2 separate regions of the Homo sapiens genome follow, and region 1 is linked to region 2. Evidence: chromatin contacts called from ENCODE Hi-C data. All regions are on one chromosome and are shown on one strand. The core of a region is the stretch at or near the end of the contact, and the rest is flanking DNA. Distances in the headings are between cores, read along the strand shown. Region 1 overlaps NT5C3A (5'-nucleotidase, cytosolic IIIA). Region 2 holds the start of HOXA10 (homeobox A10).

Region 1 (3,521 bases), core at 227-2,726, 5.9 Mb before region 2:
AGTTGGTATTACAGGCACCTGCTACCACGCCTGGCTAATTTTGTATTTTTAGTAGAGACGAGGTTTCACCATGTTGGCCAAGCTGGTCTCGAACTCCTGACCTCAGGTGATCCACCTGCCTCAGCCTCCCAAAGTGCTTGGATTACAGGTGTGAGCCACTGTACCGGGCTATGTTAACATTTTAAAAAGCTCAAGAAATGGTGACAAGGGGAAAAGGCAAGTTGCAGAACAGTTGTGCTCCCAAAAGAAATACACATGTATATCCTTATGTCATTGGAAATTAAAAAACAAAACAAAACAAAACAAAACAAAAACTTTAGAAGCTGTTTCTAGTTTTACTAATGACAGTGGACTTGGGAGGATGAGACCAGGAAGGGAGACTTCAACTTTTTCATCCTTTAACTTTTTATATTGTTTGACATATCATGAGCATGTATTGCTTTTATATATTTTTTAAATCGGTTTTTTAAAAGCAACAAGATTTTTTAAAGTGTGTTGGGACCACATTGTAGAACATCTCTATTAGTATAAGATATTTGCAATTTATTTGCTAGAGAGGCTTTGGGTATGGTTTTTAAAATAAGTGATACCATCTGGAATGTGTTTTGATACAATTAAACTGATAACTGAGCACGCACTAAATTAATATTATTAGAATCTGGAGGTGGGGAGCAGGAATTAAAATAAGCCTGTATTAAAGATAATGAAGTATTAAACTGTTATGGGAGCAGTAGAAAGAGGAAGACAGAAAAGAGATGGATTGCAGAGGTGAAATCTATAGGACTTTATATTTTTTGCACAGTGTTTTGGATTATCCTTAATGTTCATAGTAGTTTGAATGTTCCTGTGTATTTTATGTTAAATAGTTTCCATATTTACCTCTTTTGTTTGCTTTAAAAATAGTTCAGTTGGCCAGGCGTGGTAGCTAACGCCTATAATCCCAGCACTTTGGGAGGCCGAGGCGGGCGGATCACAAAGTCAGGAGTTCGAGACCACCCTGACCAACATGGTGAAACCCCATCTATACTAAAAATACAAAAATTATCTGGGAGTGGTGGCAGATGCCTGTAATCCCTGCTACCCAAGAGGCTGAGGCAGGAGAATCACTTGAACCCCAGAAGCAGAGGTTGCAGTGAGCCAAGATTGCACCATTGCACTCCAGCCTGGGCAACAGAGTGAGACTCCATCTCAAAAAAAATAAATAAATAAAAAATAAAAATAAAAATAGTTCAGGTATTACATATTTAGAGAGAGTTATTAAAGAGAGAGATATATAAAGAATCTTAAGTCCTATTTTAATCTTTATTCTCTTTTAAATTAGAGGTTGTAGTTTATATCTTCAGCCTAACAACTTGACATGTAATGTCATTAAACCATACCTGATAGGTTTTTTTTCTCTCCTTAAAAACAGCAGTAGGGAAATCTATACAATTCAGTTTTTCCATCAGCAGGTGGCAGACTTCTCTGGCCATTGTGACACACTGCTATTCTATATCAAATTATCTTTCTTGTGTTACGCACTTTTATGTTAACTCTCAGAGTTGCTTAAACCATTAATCTATACAATTTAAACCAAGTAAGACAACTTTCTGCCATTATAGACTTAAATGCCATTTTGTCATTTTTTTCATATATGTTGTTTATCTTCCTCATTTTCAAGGTGCTGATAGATTACAAAGTAGTTTAGCAGTTCATTAAAGAGTTGCTTCATTTGTTTGCCAAGTTCCTTCTTGTAATTAGGTGGAAGTAGAGAGCCAGTGCTTGCAAGATCCTTCCTGTCCCCATTCTGTCTTCTCTACTGCCTTGTCAGAAGGCATAGCCTTCTCCTTTGCCTTATCTCCGATATCATTAGTTAGGCAGACTTTTCCCAGTGAAAAAGATCAGTTTTTCAGTCTATCTGGATTTCTCTGTCAAATGGTTAGGGTTCTAAGGGAACAAGTTGCTAGATAAAATTCAGTGAGACAGGAAAAAGTTGAGAACCCAAGCATTATATACAGCATAGCAAAATGTTGCAAAATAGAAACTTACTATAGTCGGCTTAAGAAAAAAGGAGGCTTCACTGGGACTAGAACTAGAAAGCAGTTAGAAACTGACTCCCATTTGGGTTAATTTGGCACTGTGCTATTGTTTGGTAACTAGGGAAAAACTAAAATTTAGAGGTGCCTACGTTGACCAAGTATACTCTACGCATTTATTTAGTCCTTAAAACACAGTCTAGCTGTAGTTACTTTCCTAATTTTCTGTTAACTCACTTAGGAAATAGCTAGTTAAGTAGCACAGTCAGCATTCGTTTGATTCTTGTACTCTGAAGCTTTTGGATAAAGTTTCCCTGTTTGGGTAATTTAAGCAGGTGTACATTTGTTGCCAATTTTTATGTAATTTTTTTTTTTTTTTTTTTTTTTGAGATGGAGTCTCCCTCTGTCGCCCAGGCTGGAGTGCAGTGGTGCGATCTTGGCTCACTGCAAGCTCCATCTCCCGGGTTCACGCCATTCTCTCGCCTCAGCCTCCCAAATAGCTGGGACTACAGTCACCTGCCACCACGCCTGGCTAATTTTTTTGTATTTTTAGTAGAGACGGGGTTTCACCGTGTTAGCCAGGATGGTCTCGATCTCCTGACCTTGTGATCTGCCTGTCTCGGTCTCCCAAAGTGCTGGGATTACAGCCGTGAGCCACTGTGCCCGGCCTGTTGTCAATTTTTAAAATTTTGATGTCTTTCTAAGCTAGATAAATAGAATAAAAATTCTATTTTGTGTACAATATGTACATAAAAGAGATTTTGTCACATGTTCCTAATTTTGGTAAGATAGGAAACTCTAGTGTTCCATAATTTTTATTCTGTAATTCTTTGTGTGTGGCTTATTTAGTAATGATATACAGTATCTTTTTCCTTTAACAAGTTATAGAATCTATGGCTTGAACAGAAGACAATCTTGTAAGGGAATGGGGTGGTCTTTGAAAGTTTAGTAGTTGGTAAGTCCTTGGTTCAAATCTCAGCTCTGCCACATTTTAATGGTTTATCCTTGGACAAGATACTAAACTTTTCTAAGCTTCAATTTCCAGTTATCTAGAATGGGGATGATTCACCTAAATACTCTTATGCCTTGTTTACTTCAGGGTATTATATTAAGAATGTATTTTGACTTTGTCAGGCAATGTTGCTATAAGGCCTAATAATAATAATTAATAAAGAATATGTTCTTAGTGTTTGTATTTTATTTCACTTGATGTTTTAAAGTAATTATATTTTGGAGAATTCTAACAGTATACTATTCTAAGTGCCTTCCTGGATTAAGATTGAAAAAGAGATGATATACATAAAGTTGTAAACAGTGCTTACCACGTAGTAGTTATTCAATACATATTGTCCTATCTTCTCCCTTCTGTTAATAAAGCTAATTTTGTTCAACTTACTTTTAGACATGATACTCTCTTAAAGTAGATTTAATTATGTAATGCATTAAAAAATTATCTCTAAACAATATTCCATTTGAGCCCTCAGATTTGGAGATAGCAGAATGTTT
Region 2 (3,459 bases), core at 559-3,058:
CTCCTCCTCCGCACCCTGATGCTCAGTCCTTACGGCCGGGTCACCGTGGGGCGCCGAGGTTGAAGTGGCTGGAGCGCCGCGCTAGCGGTGGAGCGGCCTTCTGGGCCCGGAGCTCGGAGCAGCCACTGCCCGCAGCGACCGCAGCTGCTTGAATCTCAGAAGCCAGAGCTGGAGCTCTACCTAGCCAGCTCTCTCTGCGCTTTCAGGGTCCTCTCAGGCTCCTCTTCCACCTTGGGCTGGATTCACACTGGGAGGAAGGAGGCAAAGTGCCGCGTATGACCCGGATGCAAGAGTCTTTCCCAGCTGAAGGCAGCGGCCTGAGCGGTCTATTTCCTGGGATGCCGGCGTTCAGTAATGCCAGCTCCGACTGGGGCCGGAGGGGCGGGCAGGCCTAGAGTATCCTGGAGACCTGTAGCCCACGGGCCAGGGGCAAGGCAGCGACCTCCCGGGCTCCACTGGATCTGGCCGGAAAAGGTTGCATTTCCTGAGACTAGCATGAGGCTCACACTTGGGGGCTAGCACCCCAGGCCGGCCATTTCCAGTTGGCTAAAACAGAGCCCCTGAGCCTGCTGAGCAAAGGGCCTGACCTCCACATGCTCTTATAACAGGACCATGAGCCCAGCCCGGCCTTGCAGGGAAAGGATTTCCTCACCGAGGCCTCGTTAAAATGCACACACTGCAGGAGCAAGGACTGCCCTAGCTGAGGGTATGGGAGGGAGGGGAAGAGGGGAGGGGACAGAGAGGTAGGAGTGTAGTGACACTGGTTCTTGTTGTAGCCTCCAGGAGCATATGAGTGCCAAAGCTAACAGGAGAGCAGGAACATAAAGCAGCGGAGGTGTACACCGGGCACACCCCTCCAAGTCTCTCACTTTGGGCCAGCCAAGGACCCCAAGGCCAGCATTTTACTTCCCCGAAATGACTGTGGGCTTAGAGTCTTCCCTAGGTGATGAGGGGATGCTTGGATCTGGCTCTGGCCTTGGGAGTGGGAGTGGGGCCGTCTTTCCATCAAGGCTGGCAGCCGCTTCCCACCCCCAGTCCCGCCAGCCCACCAAAGTCCACTGACAGGAGTTGTAGAGAAGGCAAGCCGGGTGAGCACAACACCAGAGGAGAAGATCCTAACTGGATCAACGGACTAGGGGAGAAAAGTGTTGGGGGTTAGGGGCTAGGGAACAACCACTGCATTTTGGGGAAAAATCTGTGGATACTGGAAGTAGAGGCAAGTCAGCTTCTAGTTCACTCTGGGCTCCTGACACTCTGAGGATCCTGACGGCCATAGGGCCAGGTTCGCCACTTTTGAGGAGGCAGAATTCAGACAAGGGGCCAGTTCCAGATCCAGAGCTGAATGGGAAGCGCGTGAGTCCCCGACACGGCCGCTTCAGTGGTTAGAGTACACCGGGGACTAGTGGCAGCTTCTGCGACAGGGATGGTGAGCACCCAAGGCAGACTGGGCGCGCACCATAAACACCCCACTTGTTAACTGCGCGGGGCCCAAGGGCCCTTCTAAGGGACCCCGGTATGGGGCTCACGTCCGGGTAGGGGCGGGGCGAGCCCAATGGCCAGGCCCCCCACCAGCCACGTTGGGGCAGCCCCCACAGCTCCCGGCCTTCGGGCCAAGGTGTCGGGGTGCGTCTCCTGGCCCATCAATACAGATTACATATTTATATCAATCGCGGGCTCTGAGGGCGCCCTCGGAGAGCGGCCCCGCGCCTACGAAACCAAACTGGGAGTGGTCGCGCGGAAACTCTGGCTCGGGATTGGCTGCGGGCGCCCGCCGCGGTGCGGGGGGATTGCTAATCGTATTCAGCATGTTTTGCACAAGAAATGTCAGCCAGAAAGGGCTATCTGCTCCCTTCGCCAAATTATCCCACAACAATGTCATGCTCGGAGAGCCCCGCCGCGAACTCTTTTTTGGTCGACTCGCTCATCAGCTCGGGCAGAGGCGAGGCAGGCGGCGGTGGTGGTGGCGCGGGGGGCGGCGGCGGTGGCGGTTACTACGCCCACGGCGGGGTCTACCTGCCGCCCGCCGCCGACCTGCCCTACGGGCTGCAGAGCTGCGGGCTCTTCCCCACGCTGGGCGGCAAGCGCAATGAGGCAGCGTCGCCGGGCAGCGGTGGCGGTGGCGGGGGTCTAGGTCCCGGGGCGCACGGCTACGGGCCCTCGCCCATAGACCTGTGGCTAGACGCGCCCCGGTCTTGCCGGATGGAGCCGCCTGACGGGCCGCCGCCGCCGCCCCAGCAGCAGCCGCCGCCCCCGCCGCAACCACCCCAGCCAGCGCCGCAGGCCACCTCGTGCTCTTTCGCGCAGAACATCAAAGAAGAGAGCTCCTACTGCCTCTACGACTCGGCGGACAAATGCCCCAAAGTCTCGGCCACCGCCGCCGAACTGGCTCCCTTCCCGCGGGGCCCGCCGCCCGACGGCTGCGCCCTGGGCACCTCCAGCGGGGTGCCAGTGCCTGGCTACTTCCGCCTTTCTCAGGCCTACGGCACCGCCAAGGGCTATGGCAGCGGCGGCGGCGGCGCGCAGCAACTCGGGGCTGGCCCGTTCCCCGCGCAGCCCCCGGGGCGCGGTTTCGATCTCCCGCCCGCGCTAGCCTCCGGCTCGGCCGATGCGGCCCGGAAGGAGCGAGCCCTCGATTCGCCGCCGCCCCCCACGCTGGCTTGCGGCAGCGGCGGGGGCTCGCAGGGCGACGAGGAGGCGCACGCGTCGTCCTCGGCCGCGGAGGAGCTCTCCCCGGCCCCTTCCGAGAGCAGCAAAGCCTCGCCGGAGAAGGATTCCCTGGGTAAGCAGGGCTGCAGAGGGCTGCAGTCAGGCGGGCAGACAGGCAGACACAAGGAGGAGAAGGATCAGAAAACTAGGAGCCCGCGCAGCAGCCGGCCGGCCTTGGCCCAAGCTGCAGGCAGGCTGACCTTGTGAACTTGCTTTTTAATATTTGGGCGTGGGGACGCAGTAAAATTCATGTCCGGCTTAGCGCCCCACAGCAAGACGTCCTCGGCGCTGGCCTCAGCTCCCCCTGACTAGGGACGAGGACACCAGCGAGCAGGCCCCCTCCTGTGCGCTCTTTCCTGTGGCCGGGAGGACCCAGAGCCCTGGTCCCTGCCCAGCCTGCGCGGCGCGGCCCACGCGGGGGGAGGGGGAGGGAGGGAAAGTAGCTCGCCCGCAGATAGCGCGGATGTTTGTAAGGCATCCAAAATAAGCAGCCGCCAGCGCCAATAAATAAGCCCATTAACCGGCGAAGTTCGAGTTTACGATCCCCCATGCTTTTTTCAAAGTTGCTGAGGGGCGGGAATCTTCGTTGCGGGAAGAAGAAAAGGCAAATCCGGCCTGGAAGCGGGGGGCCCTGAGCTGAGAGCCAGAGAAGGGCCATTTCCCTTCCCCTGGACCTCGGAATCGCCCAGCTATCTATCCCTGGCTCCTGGAGAAACTTGAGGGAGGGCCCTTGACCCCCGAATCGGTTTTTCC

Evidence for each region. Hi-C counts contacts between places; a loop is a spot of excess contacts on that map. Pooled maps may share reads with other maps.
Region 1: a pooled map of gastrocnemius medialis shows a loop between it and region 2 (7-fold over the local background). The contact joins the enhancer-like site here to the promoter of HOXA10 in region 2. A Hi-C loop is called at or near these places in 1 of 50 pooled maps.

What each region holds. Positions count from the first base shown.
Region 1 is chr7:33,048,851-33,052,371 of GRCh38, reverse strand. The region is part of intron 1 of NT5C3A (5'-nucleotidase, cytosolic IIIA); the gene reads left to right. Among named protein-coding and RNA genes, the nearest start is that of NT5C3A, 12 kb to the left of the region's middle. Within about 2 kb of position 1,476, at least 4 of the 41 ENCODE cell types and tissues checked have a DNase peak (open chromatin) inside an H3K27ac peak, as active enhancers do.
Region 2 is chr7:27,172,669-27,176,127 of GRCh38, reverse strand. HOXA10 (homeobox A10) reads left to right here and starts at 1,808. Exons shown (of 2, transcript NM_018951.4): 1 at 1,808-2,779. The coding sequence starts at 1,822. All of the region lies in intron 1 of HOXA10-HOXA9 (HOXA10-HOXA9 readthrough), which reads left to right. RefSeq lists enhancers at 1,108-1,753, 1,754-2,400.